Regions from separate parts of the Homo sapiens genome. Here region 2 is linked to region 1. A link is a loop called in an ENCODE intact Hi-C map of the cell type or tissue named here. Cell type or tissue: heart left ventricle. All regions are shown on one strand. Region 1 overlaps NCOR2 (nuclear receptor corepressor 2). Region 2 overlaps NCOR2 (nuclear receptor corepressor 2).

Evidence for each region. A loop is a pair of places that touch in the nucleus more often than their neighbours do. Peaks named below come from ENCODE experiments on the same cell type or tissue, not always from the same donor. Only the 100,000 strongest peaks of a DNase experiment are listed, where the experiment ranks them.
Region 2: it touches region 1 in a loop (1.8-fold over the local background); 8 of 110 quality-filtered maps call a loop at or near these places.

Annotation. Positions count from the first base shown.
Region 1 is chr12:124,355,886-124,363,885 of GRCh38, forward strand. NCOR2 (nuclear receptor corepressor 2) reads right to left here. Exons shown (of 49, transcript NM_006312.6): 23 at 7,794-7,914; 24 at 6,241-6,412; 25 at 757-897. Among named protein-coding and RNA genes, the nearest start is that of MIR6880, 23 kb to the left of the region's middle. In heart left ventricle, no CTCF peak of the experiment used is centred here; a DNase peak (open chromatin) is centred at 3,906; H3K27ac peaks cover 2,536 bases.
Region 2 is chr12:124,396,107-124,404,106 of GRCh38, forward strand. It overlaps NCOR2 (nuclear receptor corepressor 2), which reads right to left. Exons shown (of 49, transcript NM_006312.6): 16 at 6,298-6,455; 17 at 4,395-4,567; 18 at 2,013-2,075. Among named protein-coding and RNA genes, the nearest start is that of MIR6880, 63 kb to the left of the region's middle. RefSeq lists enhancers at 3,081-3,580, 6,536-7,180, 7,181-7,824. In heart left ventricle, a CTCF peak has its summit at 3,723; DNase peaks (open chromatin) are centred at 2,942 and 7,241; H3K27ac peaks cover 3,637 bases.

The sequences.
Region 1 (8,000 bases):
AAAAGGACCTTTTTGGAAAAGTCTACTGGTGCACACCCTCCCTGTGCTGTGTGCCCTCGATGGCTCCCACTGTCCTCAGGAGAAAGTCTTAGCCCCCGACTTGGCCTTCAGGCTCGCCTGACCTGGCCCCTGGGTCTCCCCAGCTCACTGGGCACCGAGCTTCGGCAGTGGTGGCCAGATTCAGTTTCTCAAGCTTTGCCTGCTCTCTCCTGCCTCTGGGCTTTTGCACTTGCTGTTCCGTCTGCCTGGCATGACTTTCCCTGTTCTTCTGGCTCCCTTGGCCCACGCATCCCTCGGGACCAGCCTTTACCAACAGCAGTCTGTACCAGCCCCCGGCTGTGCTGCTTTACAGCTGGTGAGGCCCAGCAGGACTGCAGGACCTAGAACAGGGCCGAAATGCAGCCTCACAGAGTCTGTGAACCAAGGTAGCGCCTCTGCTCCCTCCCCAGGCTCTTCTACCATCTGCCCATTCTCTAGCTCTAAGCCGTCAACGGAAAACATAGCTCCCACTCTAAGCCTGCCCCTCACCAGCTCAAGCACCTGCTGTGGCTCCCTCTTGCCAGTGGCTTCCATCTCAACCCTGGGGCAGCTTTCTTAAAAGATCTCCCCCTTTCCCTCCACTGACCAGGCTGTTCCTCCAGCCAGGTCCCATAAGGCTTTAAGATGCTTCTGTGTGCAGCTCTGAGCCAGTGCAAACAGTGCAAACAGCGATTGTGCACTGGCTGAAGAAGCCCAAGCTCGGGCGGAGCTACTTACCAGGTGGAGCGTAGGAGAAGGCTGAGGGGTCCGGGGCATGCGGGGAGGCCTTGATCACCTCACGGGGGGGCACGGGGAAGGGCAGGCCGGAAGTCCAGCAAGGGGGGTCCCCAGGCAGCTTCTGGGCCTCGGCTGCGAAGGCTGGGAAGAACACAGGCTTCTCTGCTGAGGGCAGGAGGTGGGGCAGTCAGACCTCGGGAGCCCTGGCTGACCCTACACAAATGGCCTTCCTGCACCCACAGTAGTGGTGGCCTGTGACGGCCTGGGCTCCTCCGGGAAGCCCCCCAAGTCTGCCTGCCTGGGCGCTGCTCTGTAACCCCATGGTATTCTGCTCAGCAGGGGAGGGGATCTCAAGGTCTGAGCTGGGGGCTCTCAGCTGCCGCTGAGGACGAGAACGGGACCCTCTGGCTTTGCAACCCCACAAGCACTCAACCAAGCCCAGCAAGCCAAGGTCCCTGGACAGGCCTCTAAGCCAGGAGGTGGCAAATGGTATCTCAGAGGGTCTGTCTGCCCCCTAATTTTTTTGAGACAGGGTCTCCTTCTGTCACTCAGGCTGGGGTGCAGTGGTGCTGTCACGGCTTACAGCAGCCTTCACCTCTGGGCTCAAGTGATTCTCCCACCTCAGCCTCTCAAGTAGCTGGGAATACAGGCGCCCACCACCGCACCATGCCTGGCTAATTTGTTTTACTTTTGTAGAGATGGGGTCTTGCTATGTTGCCCCAGGCTTGTCTTGAACTCTTGGGTTCAAGGGATCTTCCCACTTCAGGCTCCCAAGTAGCTGGGACTACAAGCACGTGTCACCACACCATGCTTGGCTAGTTTATATTTTGTTTTTGTAGAGATGAGGTCTTGTTATGTGTGCCCAGGCTGGTCTTGAACTACTGGGCTCAAGAGATCCTCCCACCTTGGCCTCCAGAGTGCTGGAATTACAGGCGTGAGCCCCCACGCCTGGCCCCGCCGTCTGACTTTGTGAATACGCTTTTACTGGAGCGTGGCCACATCTGTGCATTTATGTATTGTCTATGGCAGAGCTGAATCCTTGCAACAGAGATTGTCTGGCCCACAAAGCCTAAAATGTTCACTCTCCGGCTCTTTGCAGGAAAAGCTTGCTGGCCTGTGCTCTACACAATGTTGAAGGAGGTAACCTGTGATGTGTGTGTGTGTGTGCGCGCACGCGCGTGCACGTGTATGTGCATGTGTGTGTGAGTGCATGGATGTGTGTGTGCGCCTGTACACAATGTTGAAGGAGGTAACCTGTGATATGTGTGTGTGCGTGCGCACGTGCGTGCATGTGTGTGTGAGTGCATGGATGTGTGTGTGCACCTGTACACAATGTTGAAGGAGGTAACCTGTGGTGTGTGTGTGTGCACACGTGCGTGCATGTGTGTGTGAGTGCATGGATGTGTGTGTGCCTGTACACAATGTTGAAGGAGGTAACCTGTGATGTGTGTGTGCGCGCGCGCACGTGCGTGCGTGTGAGTGCATGGATGTGTGTGTGTGCATGGATGTGTGTGTGTGCCTGTACACAATGTTGAAGGAGATAACCTGTGATGTGTGTGCGCGTGCATGTGCATGTGTGTGTGAGTGCATGGATGTGTGTATGTGCCTGTACACAATGTTGAAGGACGTAACCTGTGATGTGTGTATGTGCACGTGCACGTGTATGTGCGTGTGTGTGAGTGCATGGATGTGTGTGTGCCTGTACACAATGTTGAAGGAGGTAACCTGTGATGTGTGTGCACGTGCACGTGCATGTGTGTGCGAGTGCATGGATGTGTGTGCGCCTGTGTGTGTGTGTTGTGGCGGGCAGTGGGGGGTTATAAGCCCAGACCCTCCAAGTAACAACCACAGCGTCAGCCTCAGTTTGCTGAGTGGTACTCAGCACAGGCACTGTGCTCAGCATCCCACGGCCTCCATGAGCCTCCGGTTAAGCTCACACAGAGACTGCTGCCAGACACATTTTACAGAGGGGAAACTGAGGTACAGACACACCAATGGGCTCATCTGAGTTCACCAGCAAATACTTAGCCGAGTCAGGATCAGAAGCCCACTGAGCCAGTGCAAGCAGCGGTTGTGCGCTGGCTGGCTGAGAAGCCAAGCTCAGGCAGGGCTACTTACCAGGCGGAGTGTGCAAAGGGCATTACCGAGAGGTCATGCTCTCTCAGGGCTCCACGGCTGACAGCAATGTAAGCGTGTTCACTCATTTATTCTCACAGCACCCTACAAGGAACTGACTGACTGTCCCCATTTCACAGACGGGAAAATGGAAGCCGAGAGGTTAAGCCACCTGGTCAAAGGCCCCAGCTAGCAAGTGGCAGATAGCGGCTTCGAACCCAGGCACTGGGGCTGCAGACCATGGCCTTAATCCAGACTGCTATGCCACATGGCCTGCGGCAGAGAAGCAATGATGGGTCCTAGATTTCAGGCCTGGGGAGATCCTGTAAACTCAGCGGGGCCCCGGGGCTCAGGCCTGGCTTCATGGCATCTTCCTGCTGGCCTCTCGCCCTTTGCTGAAATCTGTCCTCAGCTCTGAACCTCTCCCTGAGGACCAATCCTATGGAGAGATAACCGGCCAAGAAGTTGAGCAGAGACACAACTTGGGAATGACGGAGCCCTCTGGGTTCTGGGACAGGAATGGCAGGCAGGTGTCATCTATCACGCCGCCTCCAGATGAACAAAGGAGGTTCTGAGGGCCCATCAGGGTGTGACAGCGGAGGAGAGTGCTAAGATCAATTAATGATGCCTGCTGTGAGCAGAGCAGGTGGGCAAGAAGGCCTATGTACCAAATTGCCCCCAATTCTCTCCTTGAAGACTGTTTCCCCTGGACTTGTGCCCTGGCGAGGTGGGCAGCCCACAGGAGGCAGGGGGCACAGATGCAGGGGAATTCTCATTCTTAACCAGTCCCCAGTGGAGGCACCTGTACAGGGCCTGCCTCACATCTGGAGATCCTGCAAACGCCCTGGACCTGGCCCCTCTGGCTACCCAGCCCTGTAAGCCTCTGGTGCTTCCTCCAGCCCAGTTCCAGAGAGTTGGGAGAGAGAGGAGGGGAGCTGTTCGATGCTGGAAGGCAAACTGGGGCTAGGCCAGGCTGGGCGGGCGGCCGAGAGCCTGGAGAGACAACCTGTTCCTCCAGTTGGGCCCAGGGGGCCCCGAGGGACCTGCTTGGCTGAGCCGCTCTGTGTGGGAGCCAGGGGCAGAATAGGCTGGCTTCCTGAGAGACCAGAGAGGTAGCGCTGGGTGTCAAGTTCATGTGTGTCCCTGCGGGAGCTGAGCTGCAAGCCAGGCTGTGCAAGAAAGGCATGCAGGGCCTAACGCCAGGTGCACCGTCCCCACGGGGAATGAGGCCAGGAAACGGCACAGGCCCTGGCCACACCAACGGGCTGAGTGCCAGCCGCGGGAACTGCTGGCCGGTGGCTCCCTTTCTCCCAGGACAGGGGCCTGCGACCTGGCTCAGCAGGACCTGGCTGGCACCGTGCAGTTCCAGCCCTGATCAGATCTGACGCTGGCCAAAGCTGCTGGGGCCCCTGACATGGATACACAGCTCCTTCCCGGGCTGGCGCCCCAAACCTGCAACGTCTCCCAGAGCCACACCCTGGGCCGCACACTGTACCCTGGCCCCAGGTAGCCCAGCCCTGGTCATGGGGCATCCCAGTTCCAGCGAGACATCCCTGGCGTCATCCCCACACCGGGTTCAACGCCCCACTGGCTTTGCCTCCAAAACAAACTCCCGATGCGCCCTTCCTTCCACCTCCACGGCCACCTGTGCGGTTCAGGCAGCCTCTGTCGCCTGCCAAGAGCTGCGCTGTGACCTCCCGCTGCTGCCCTTGACTCAACAACGGCCAGACAGAGCTTTCCAAGATACAAATCAGATAACAAGCACCTCCTTCCCCTTCCGCAACACACGCTCACTTCAAATCCCTCCAGCAGCCCCTGCCACACCTGAGACAAAATCCACTGCCCGCTGTGGCCTGAGAGGCCCCACACAATCCGGTCCCCACTTCCCTCACTGTCCACCCGCCCACCCTTCCCTGGCCACAACCACCCCCGGCGACTCCTCACACACCCCGAGCGTGTTTCCACACCAGGGCCTTTCCCTGTGCTGTTCCCTCTGCCCGCAATGCCCACCCAGAGAGCTCCCACTGCGGGGCTGCTTCCCACTCCACAGGGTCCTTCCCGGAGCCGCTCTTCACTCAACCCGTTTTGTTTCTCATGGTGGATGAACGACTCTAAAACCATCTTGCTTCGTTACGTGTTCCCTGGTTTAACATCCTCCTCACTCAAAACAACAGCAGCTCCCCAGAGCAGAGACTTCCTCTTCTCCCTACCTAATCCCCGCTCTGCCAGCATGGTGCCTGGGGCCTTGGGTTTTCAACAAATGTCCTGACCCAGCAGCCTCGGTGGACCCCGGAGGCAGAGGTTGCAGTGAGCGGAGATTGTGCCACTGCACTCCAACCTGGCGAGAGTGACACTCCGTCTCAAACAAAAAAAAAAAAAAAAAAAAGAGAAGGGGGATGTCACACCCAAGGCAGCGGGGAGGGGACAGCTGATGGTAGCTCCAGTCACCCGGATTTGTCCCTGGGCTGTGCTGGTCAGGAGGTCGGCCTGGTGTCCTGCTGCCCTCAGACCTTTGGAGCAGCCTGCCAGCAAGCGCCGGGGCTAGCCCAGGGTGGGGAACCTCTGGGGAAGCAGCCCCCAACACCTGCAAGGCACAACAGCACCTGCTGCGTGCCAGGCTGACCTGGAGAAGATGCCTCTTTGGGGACACAGGTTCAGAATTTCTTGGGCCTAGTGGGAAGTGGGGCAGAGATTGAAGATCCAGAGAACAAGCAATCACGCCCGCCTGTCTCCTGACCTTGAGCTTCACGTGATGACAGTGAGGTGTGCCCGGGGCAGTCCCTGTGACACAGCGGCTCGGGAGTCACCCCCAACCCTGGCTCCTGGTGAACCCAGAGACCTGGGCCTGGAGCAAGGTCAGGATGCCAGCTGGGGAGGGCAGCCCTTCCTGCCCAGGCCCCAGAGCTGCTGCCAGCCGGGTGCTGGGCCCCATCTGTGATTCCAGAAGCTCCTGCGTGGACTGATTCACACCGAATCAGAGGCTGGGCTGTAGACATGTTTTTGCGTGTTCACAATGCTTTTGAAAATTTTGAGAAGTTGCCAGTGTTGAGAAACCAGGGACCAGGGGGATTTCACATAAGATGGATTTCTGGCTTTGCTGGAAGAACCACCCCAGGCCTGATTTGCCACGGGGTGACTCTTGGCCAAGGCCAATACGTGCCCACTTTAGAGAAAACAAGAGTTCTCCAATTTGCCGCAGTCCCTACCATTCCCAACTGCCTCCCCCTGCTCAACTGTTCCATTCGTTTACTTTGCTTTCCCTGCCACTGTGGCCATGGGGTTTGCAGCAGCTGCTCTAGACACACAAACATCCCTTGCCCGTCAGTCCCCTGCTGCCCCAGCCCCACTCAGCCACTGGTGTGCACTCACCCTCCTTGTCGGCGGGGGGTGCCGGGCTCCTGCTCTTGCCCCGGGGGCTGCTGCCAGGCTGCTGAGGGGCGTCGCTCTCCGGCTGCAGGTTTTGCGGTGGCGGTGGGGCTGGGGGAGCTGGCTTGGTGGGAGCTGCGTCCTCCCGGGGGGGCTCATGGACTTTGGTGACCTGCTGAGGGAAGCAGGCAGAAGTGAGCATTCACAGAGGGTGTCTGAAAGTGACAGGGTCAGGGAGAGACATGCACGCGACCAGCCTGGAAACCAAGGCCCGGGAAAGCCAGCGACATGCTCAAGGTCCCAGGTGCGGCAAGAAAGGGAGGTCTTAGCACAGAGCACATGGGGAAGCCCACCTCCCAGAAAGCCTGGCCCAGCTGCCCGGTGGTGAACAGGGGGAGCTCACCTCCCCAGAAAGCCTGCCCCAGCTGCCCGGTGGTGAACAGGGGGAACCCACCTCCCCAGACAGCCTAGCCCAGCTGCCTGGTGATGGACAGGGGGAGCCCACCTCCCAAAAAGCCTGGCCCAGCTGCCTGGTGGTGAACAGGGGGACCCACCTCCCAGAACCTGGCCCAGCTGCCTGGTGATGGACAGGGGGAGCCCACCTCCCAAAAAGCCTGGCCCAGCTGCCTGGTGGTGCACAGGGGGAGCTCACCTCCTAAAAAGTCTGGCCCAGCTGCCTGGTGGTGAACAGGGGGACCCACCTCCCAGAACCTGGCCCAGCTGCCTGGTGATGGACAGGGGGAGTTCACCTCCTAAAAAGCCTGGTCCAGCTGCCTGGTAGTGAACAGGGGGAACCCACCTCCCCAGAAAGCCTAGCCCAGCTGCCTGGTGATGGACAGGGGGAGCCCACCTCCCAAAAAGCCTGGCCTAGCAGCCTGGTGGTGGACAGGAGGCTAGAGCCTGCTGTGACTCTCTCCTCCAGCTCCTTCTGTGGACCCAAATCCTCTGGGTCTCAGGGAAGCCAGGACTGAGCAACAGGATTCTGTGGGCCTCGGGGACTGGGCCGTGTAGCCTGACACGCCCTGAGCCCATCACTCAAAGTCCCAAGGGACCACCAGCCTGGTCAGCTCAGGGTCTTTTAGCCCGGAGCCCCCAGTTGCAACTGGGAAGGCCAGACTCACCTCCCTGGAGAAGGCACCTCCAAGGGCCCACGCACCCAGCTGAGAGAACCTTCCAGGAGGGTGTTCCCAGAGGGCCCCAGGATCAGAACTGGTAGGCCACCCTTCCCTGGCCAAGCTGTTGCTATAGCTGAGTGGGTGGGGGAAGCTCCTGCCTCCCCATGACCCAGTATCTAATCTGGGGGTTCAAGGGTGCTGCGGGGTGGAAGGGGGGAGGCCTTAGGCCGCCAGTTCCCGCCTTCACTGGGAGCCCCACCCGGTACGCCTGCCAGCTTCCCCAGCTGTTCCCACCTCAGCTCCACGGGGATTTCTCCAGGAAACAGAAGCGGATGAGCTAGGCTGCAGGTGCATGCTCCCGCCCGTGGGATTCTCTGTCTCAATGAATGGGAAAGTCAAGGTCAGGGTGGACTCTGTGGGGCTCTGGGGGTGGGCACTCACGATGGGGGGGATGGCAGCCGCTCGCTGCTTCAGCTGCTTCAGGTCCAGTGGCTTCTGGGGTGAGGCATTGGCCCGGGGGTCGCCAGTCGGGGTGAGGAGGCTGGGCCTTGGGGACAGCAGCCTGCGGGCACACGAGCACCATCAGCTGGGGGCCCACAGCCGGACTCTCCCAGGGTGGGGGGGCTGCCCGGTTTTGATGGCCTCTCC
Region 2 (8,000 bases), 40 kb after region 1:
TGGAAACGCCCAGAACAGGCCAATCCACAGAGACAGAGAGTGCATTAGTGGCTGCCAGGGGCTGGTAGGGCTGGGGCGGGGCCCTGGGAGGGACTGCTAATGGGTATGGGATTTCCATCTGGGGTGAGAAAAAGTTCTGGAACTAGGCAGTGGTGAGGGTTGCACACCAATGCAGATGTACTTCATGCCACTGAGATGTTCACTTTCCAGTGGTTAGAATGCTGAGCTTCGTGCCATGTGTATCATCTCAAAATTAAATAAAAGGCGGCGGGAATCACACAATTTCAATAAAGCTTCTTTTGCAGCCTATAATGAAATACATGCCAGAAACCACCAAGTGGACATTAAAGACAGAGAAACAACAATGTGGCCTCTCTGGGGGCTGACAGCAGCCCCAGGCCCTACCAGCTGGATACAGTGCCCAGGCCCTACCAGCTGGATACAGTGCCCAGGCCCCGCTGGCATGCCTCTCACTCACCACACACAGAGCCTGACCTGCAGCGGCAGGCAGGCCCTCCTTCCTGAATGGTGCGAGGGTCTCTCTGGGTCCAGGTTCACCTCAGCCTGGGGGGCGGAGGGCAGACTGCCCCCGGAGGAGCTCTGAGGGCGAGGGGCAGGGTCCCGGGGTGAGGGCGGGGGCTGTGGGGGTCTTCTCAGGGCTGTGGGGACCCTCAGCACCCCCCACAACTACAGTGGAGGACGGGGCCGGGCCCAGGAGCCCCGTGATCCAGGCTGTTCTCAGATACACCTGCCCTTATGTGCCAAGAGCGTTTGCTATAAAGGGCCTTTGTTCCCTCCATAAGTCACGACCTGGAGCTTTCTGCACAAAGAAACCGCACGTCACAGACAGCCTCGACTCCAGCAGGGCCACGGGACCAAGCACGGGACAGGGACGGGGAGTGGGGGCCTGGGCCTGCTCCCAGCCCCACACACCAGCTCCGGAACCCGTGGCACTCCTTGGCCTCTGCTTCCTGGCTCCTTGCCCACAAACAGGGACATGGGCGGGGACAGGAGCAGGCCCCACCTCTTAGATAACCGAGAGTGAGCGTGCCGTGGGAGCCAGGTGCTGCCCCGGCCTCAGCAGTGCTGCCAGTGATGCGCCAGCTCCGACAGCCCCTGCCCCAGGCCAGGCACGGCCGAGGGAGGGAGGAGATTCGCTCCCACTCAGCCCACCATGGGCCCTCACACAGGGTTATCTGATTCCGCACAGCCAACCTAGACGACCCTCCCACTCAACAGACGGGCAAACCGAGGCCCAGAGGCAGGTCACTGTGCTGGGAAGTAAAGATCTTGGCCAGGAGACAGCACAGCTGAGAGGGGATCCGGCTTAGGAGGCACTGGACCCCAGCCCCCACGGTGCTGCACATCACAAGGCCATCTGCTCGGGATGGCTTCTGCTGCCAGCACCAATGCCTGCTGGCTCCCTGCCGTGTGAGCCACTCCCACGACTGTCCCCAACGGCCTGGGTGTCCCCATCCACTCCAGAACCCGTCACCCAGATTGGGGTGCTCAAACCTGAGACAGGTTTCCAAAGCCCCAGCACACTTGAGCCCAGGATAGGACCTTTGGGGCTCTAAGGGCTGGATGAACGCCCTGCAGGTCTCCCTGACCCCAGGACTCTACCGAGATGGCCGCCGGCAAGCTCTGACTGTCCCGAGATACCCAGGTGTGCTGCCACTGCTCTGTCCCCAAGGCCCAGAGGTGCTGGCCACAGAGGTCACCCAGAAGCCACTCGCTGACTACATGCACAGCACAAGCTGTGTCTCTCTGAGCTGCGCCCTCAAGTCACAAAGACAAGCCTGACAGCGCAGCTGCACAGACCCATTTTCTGGAAGGTAAAACTGAGGCTCCAGGGTGACAAACCTGAGAACAGCCCAGAACCAGAACCTCACCAGAGGCCTCACCACAGCCCCTGGCTCAAGGCCAAATGTGTCAACACCCTCCCCAGCACGTGAGCTTCAGGCGCCCTGGATGCAAACCAACAAGGCTTAAAGCCGCCACACACCCCTCACCTTTCTTGGCTGTTTCCATTTCTTCTTCTGTCCAGCGAGAACTCTCATTCAGCTCCATGGAGGCTGAAAAGAAGATGCCAGGTTATTGGCAGGAGCCGGGAGAGGAGGCACTTTGCCTTCTGCCCTTTTCTCTCCTTTGAGCCAGGGAGGGAGTAGACCAGGCCTTGACGGTGTCACCGCACGGCTCTGAACCCCGTGGGAAGGCCACATTTCAGACGCCCCTCCCCAGCCAGTACCCACCGTGGCACCTGACTCCCTGAGCCTTTATGCTGGGCTGGAGCTGTGCTGGGCAGTCCCACGTGCCGTTGGTCGGGGCCAACCTCCACACAAGCCGCTGAAGTCGGGGCACCTGCGATCACCCCATTTTATAGAAGGGGACACTGAAGCAGTCAAGGGCCTTGACCATGACTGCCTCTGCCTGCACTCTGTTGGGAAAGGGGTCACCTGGTGACGTGGCGACAGTGGGACACAAGCTTCAGGTGGGCCGGGACCTCATCTGACCGAGGACCCTCTCGGAGCCCAGCTCTTCTATTACTGTGGGGCTGTCCCATCACGGCAGGATGCTTAGCAACCCTGGACTCTGCACGCTGGACTCCAGCAACCCTACTCCAATTGTGACCATCAAAACTGTTCACAGACACTGCCTGGCGTCCCCTAGTGGGGGAGTAAAATCGCCCATGGCGGAGAAGCCCTGCTCCAGAGGGAATGTTCATACCCCCACTCATCCAGGACAAGGAGGGGCTTCTGGTGTTACTGGGAAGGGACACAACCTGGCCTTGGGGTTGGCTGGAGGTGGCTGCATCTCTGCAGTGGCACTATTTTTGGGTCTGTCTGCCGAGCTCCTCTGGATGTGAGCCCTGGCCCTTCCTTTCCAGTTGCTTAAGACCCATGAGTGGGGTGGGTGCGAGGGACGTCAGCTCCATGGACTCAGCACCTGGAACTGCGCCAGGGGGAGTATGTGTCCAACAGAGGCTGGCTGAGGAGTGGCGGAAGGTTCCAGCAGAAGAGGGGAGACGGCCCCCACCCCCATGGGCAGCCCCATCAGCCCCGACAGGCCAGAGCCACCCCAGCCTCCCCCATCTCTGCAGCCACAGCCTGGGCCTCTCTGGGACCTCATCGATGCTCCCATTCCTCCCCACAGGACTCCCAGAGGAAGCCTACAGAAGCCAGGGGTGCCAGGGGTGCTGAGGGTGCCCAGTGCCAGAAGAGACATGGAAGGCCTAGGAGTGTGTTTTCCACCCTGCGGCTGAGCCCCCAGCATCAGCCTTGGGTCCGAGAGGACTATCCCCAGAGATCAGGCAGGAAGAAAGCCCTTTCACCCTGGGCCTCCAAGTACACCGCCACCAAGAGGCAGCTGGAAAATATCTGCAGGAGCTGCATAGGCTCTGTGGCCAATGGGGCTGAGTTCTAACCCCAGCTACAATGAAATTTTTAGAGAGGGAACGTTTCCTCTCTGAGCTTCGAGTGGGCCATTTATGAAATAGGTCCAAACTACATCCCACGAGAAGAAGAGACAGGTGCATGACCCGGACCCCAGGGGACGGTGGGGGTCTGTGGGAGATGAAGCAGCATCTCCACCCTGAGAATGAGCCCTGGCAGGCGGGGCTTCGGCCTGAGCGCTTGGGCCCCTGGGTGGGTTCCCGCAGTGGCTGGAGGGCTGGACCCTAACAGCTAAACAAAGTAGAGACAACAGACGCACACCGCTGCCCCCTGCGGCGAATCTTGGGAACTGCCACTCACATCATCTCATTTTTTTCTACTTTCTGGGAGGGTAGTGAGGGATGAACACCCTTCTCAACAGAAGGGGAAACTGAGGCCCACGGAAGTGAAGGTACAAAACCAGATGCCTACCAGGGTAGAGGCTGGGTGGGGACAAGTAGAGCCCATGACATTCTAAGAAGGAGTGGTGGTTACTCGGCTCCCAACAACAGCCACCTCATGGGAACCTGGGCCAAGCGTGGCCAGATCTTCTGTTTTAAAAACGACAACCAAAAAATCCGGAACTGGTCACTGGGAATTTTTTGTGACATCTCCCTGCTCTGAAATCACTGTGGTTGAAGCCACTGAACTCTTCCTACACCCCAGGCACTGTTCTAGGTGCTTCTCACATAGCAAGTGACTACAACTGTCCCCCCACGTTAGAGGTAACCACCGATTCCTCCCACTGAGAACATGAGGACCCTGAGGCACAGAGAGGTTCAGGAATTCATGCTGGGCCACACAGCACATCCAGTAGGTAGCGCTGGGATTTGACTCCAACCATGACTTACACCAACCCCTTGGCTGTTGCCAATTAACTCAAATTGCACGAAACTTTCATATGAGCGCAACCCGCCGTGTCTCCAGCCCCTTCCCCACCCGCATCCCTGGCCCCCAGCTCACCCAGCTCGGCGCTCTGCTGGGGGGTGATGGCCTCCTCGCTGTTGGCCTCATTAGCCATTGAGCGGGTGATGCGGCCTTTGCGTCTTCCCTGGCTGTTGGCAGTTTTGCGGCCTTTGGAGGCCACAGCCTCCTTCTCGTCGTTGTCCTCCCCTGAGGTGTCGTCTGTCTTCTCCCTACAGGCCAGAGAGGGGAGATAGGATGGCTTCACCCGAGCCGGGAAATCAAACAGCCACTGGAGGAGACTGTTTCTTTAGCTGGATTTGCACTGGCTGCCAGCCATGGCACTAATCGGACGCTAGGAAAGAGGGGGAGAGGCCTGAGGTGAGGGTGGCCAGGGGCAAGTCTGCAGGGGCTCCATGTTCACCAGAAGTGGGAGTACAGCTGGCAGGACAACACCATGCTATTTCTCAAAAGGGAGTTGCGGCCAGGTGTGCTGGGTCACACCTGTAATCTCAGCACTTTGGGAGGCCGAAGTTGGAGGACTGCTTGAGCCCAGGAGTTTAAGACCAGCCTGGGCAACACAGCAAGACTCCATCTCTACAAAAGAAAAAGATCAGAAAATTAGCCAGGCGTGGTGGCATATGCTGATGGTCCCAGCTACTTGGGAAGCTAAGGTAGGGGGATCTCTTGAGCCTGGGAGGTCGAGGCTGCAGTGAGCCATGATTATACCACTGCACTCCAGCCTGGGTGACAGAACAAGACCCTGTCTCAAAAAAAAAAAAAAGAAAAAGAAAGGATGGGGGTGTAACCTGGGCTATCAACTTAATTCACCAATAAGGCCATGTGGACAGGTAGTTAATTGGCTGGCTATTTTATTCCCCAAATGGGAGGTACTGGGAGCTTTCCTGCAAGGCTACTTTCTTCTGGGCTGGTGGTTATCTGCAAGACCATTTTATGCACCAAATAGAGAGATACTGTCTGCAAGACTATTTGGTGAACTAAATGGGGGCGTGGGCTGGCAGCAATTTATAGGGCCATTTTATTCGCCACAGAGGAGCTATTTCCAGAGGGGCTCTATAAGAGGCAATACATTGGCCTTCAGTATTATCAAGGGCCGGGCATCATCTTAGACATTGGCAGGAGGAAACTCTCTTGCTGGTTTTATGCAGGCCTAGCCTGCAGGCCTAGCTGTGGTGTGTGGGGGTGCTCACAACCTCGATACCCGAGCTGGGGCTCTCGCAGAAGTGACTGGGGAGAGTTTTACTGCGGGAGGCTCAGATTGATCACCTCTGCCTTCCCATTCATCTTCCTGAAAGGCCCTTGCTGGAAGCGTCTGGGAGACGGGGTGAGGAAGCCAGATGTTCTCTGAAGCCAAATTCCTGAGCCCATTACAGGTACCTGGCGCTAAGTCGTGCCGCCCCCCTTTCTCCAGCTGGCTGCACTCCTGCAGCCCCTGGCAGGCACAGGAGGCTGTCACGGCCCCCGCGGTGAGGCTGTGCCTTGATCTGCAAGAACTCACACTGCCATCGATGATTCTAAAGGTGACAGCAGCCGCCTGCACACCTAGTCCTTCCAGGAGGGCCTCTGATCCCCCTTTCCCCCTTCCTGGCGCCTCAGGAGGAAAGAGCGGGAGGAAGCAGGGAGGCAGAGAGTTCCAAAGTCATTGCCTGGATTTATTAGCTCAGGAGTGGAGCTCAAATGAGCTATCAGTCTCTAAAGTCTCCAGAGGGTTGGAGAAAGAAAGCGAGGGCGGAGGAGAGGGGGGAGCCAGGGAGGAGGAGTAGGGCGATGGGTGGGCTTCCGGAAGGGGGGCTGTCAGGGGCAAACGAGCAGAAAGCCCTCCCCCCTGCTCACAGGCAATTGGTGGGCACCCCACCCGTCTCTACAAAGGGTCCCCCAGAACCGTGTGCCACCCGGGTTGGGTCAGCGGCCGGGCCCTGCAGGGGACAGCAGGCTGCCTTACTTGAGGAGGTCTTCCTTGTCGTTCTCCACCTCCGGCTTCTCCTCCTCCTTCTCCGCCTCCTTTTCCTTCTCCTTCTCATCTTTCTCCTCCTGGCTGCTGCGGGGCATGGGCTGCTGCTGCTGCTGCTGCTGCTGCTGCTGCTGCTGTTGTTGCTGCTGCTGTCAGACCCCGGGGGAGGGCAGAGGGGAGTGGGGAGGGAAGAAAACCGTGAACAGGTGAATCTCTGCACCTGGGCTCAGCCTGAGCTGGGGGAGGAGGAGGAAAACCCGTGGAGTCCACCCAGAAGAGGTCATAAACAACCGGGAAGCCAGGCCCCACTGGCATGAGATGGGGAGAGGCACGGCCTGGGGTCTTGCCGCCCTAGGGGCCTGGGGAGGCGGAGTCGGGGTGAGGGGCAGGAAGCATTGGTGTCAGAAGTGCTGGCTTCAATTCCTGCCCTTTCCACACAGTGGCTGTGTGAGCTTGGATGAGGGTCTTAACCTCTCTGTGCCGACTCCTTCGCCTTGACAATGGGGGTATTCAGCATGCCTGTGCCTCAGCTGAGGGCTGGGAGGTTGAAATGAGAGAATCCTCACCATGCTTACATCCGCATCTGGCCCGGATATTTAAGAGGGGCAGATGTGATCTGGGTTGAGAGAGGTGCCCTGGTGAGCCTCGGCAGGGGTGCCTGAGCATCTGGGAAGCTGGGGACACACCCCTGATGCCCCAGCCCTGCCCTGCCCCCGACAGAGCTCAGGCCACCTCTCTAAGCCTCGGTCTCCGAGTCTGTAAAACGGGGAGGTGGGGGGATGCCCCTGATTCCCCAGAGCCCAGGAAGGCCCCAGGCCTGCGTGGAGGTGGCTGCTCTGCTGCCTGGGCCTGGTCTCCCTCGCATGCCAGCACCCCAGGGGGACAGAACAAGCCCATTTTACAGAGCAGATCAGAGAGGCTGGGAGCCAAGCCAGCCTCCTTACTTGGGCCTCTTCCTGTCATCTGCCTCCCCGACCTGTCCCAGCCACTCTGGGCCTACCGCCCCTCCCCTCACCGAGATAGAGGAGGGAGTGTGAGCTCCTCCTGGCACCGCCTCCCGATTTCCTGTCATCCCGCCTGATTTCTTTTAAAGCACACACTGATTTTCTTGGACACCCCAAGGTCCTCCCTGCAGGCAGCTGCCAAACCAGACCATCTTTCCATCCCTCTGAGCCAAGCGAAATAAAAATAAACCCCAAAGCCTTTTAATGTGTACCAGGGGCACAGTCACGGCAATGTTTCAAACCAGGGAGCAAGAACTCCAAGCAGATGGAAGAGGAGGGATCGGGGAGGTGAGAGAGACTCCCTTCTCTTGCCTTTCCTTCCTGCCAGGAACAGGTGCCTGACCCGCACACAACGCTCTCTCCAGCCTCTTTTCATTTAGGATGGGGCAGAAAAACAGAGCAAGTGTCTGACTGCTGCAGGCAACCGTGGGCTCCCTGAGGCTGCTGCCAGGTCCAGGGCAGAGCCTCGGGCCTGCATCTGCCTCTTTTCCCCAGGAATCCCTTGCCACCATGTTCTGTAAGAGGAGCCAGGAAGGGGCAGAGTTGCCCGACCTGGAACAGACCCCCCGGCCCCCAGGTTGCTGCTGATTCCCCAACAGGTGCCCGGCATCCTGGGATCAACCTGTTCTCCCTCTCCTGACCTCGAACCCTCAAACGTAACGTTTAAACAGCCGGCAGGTGAAGCCTCTT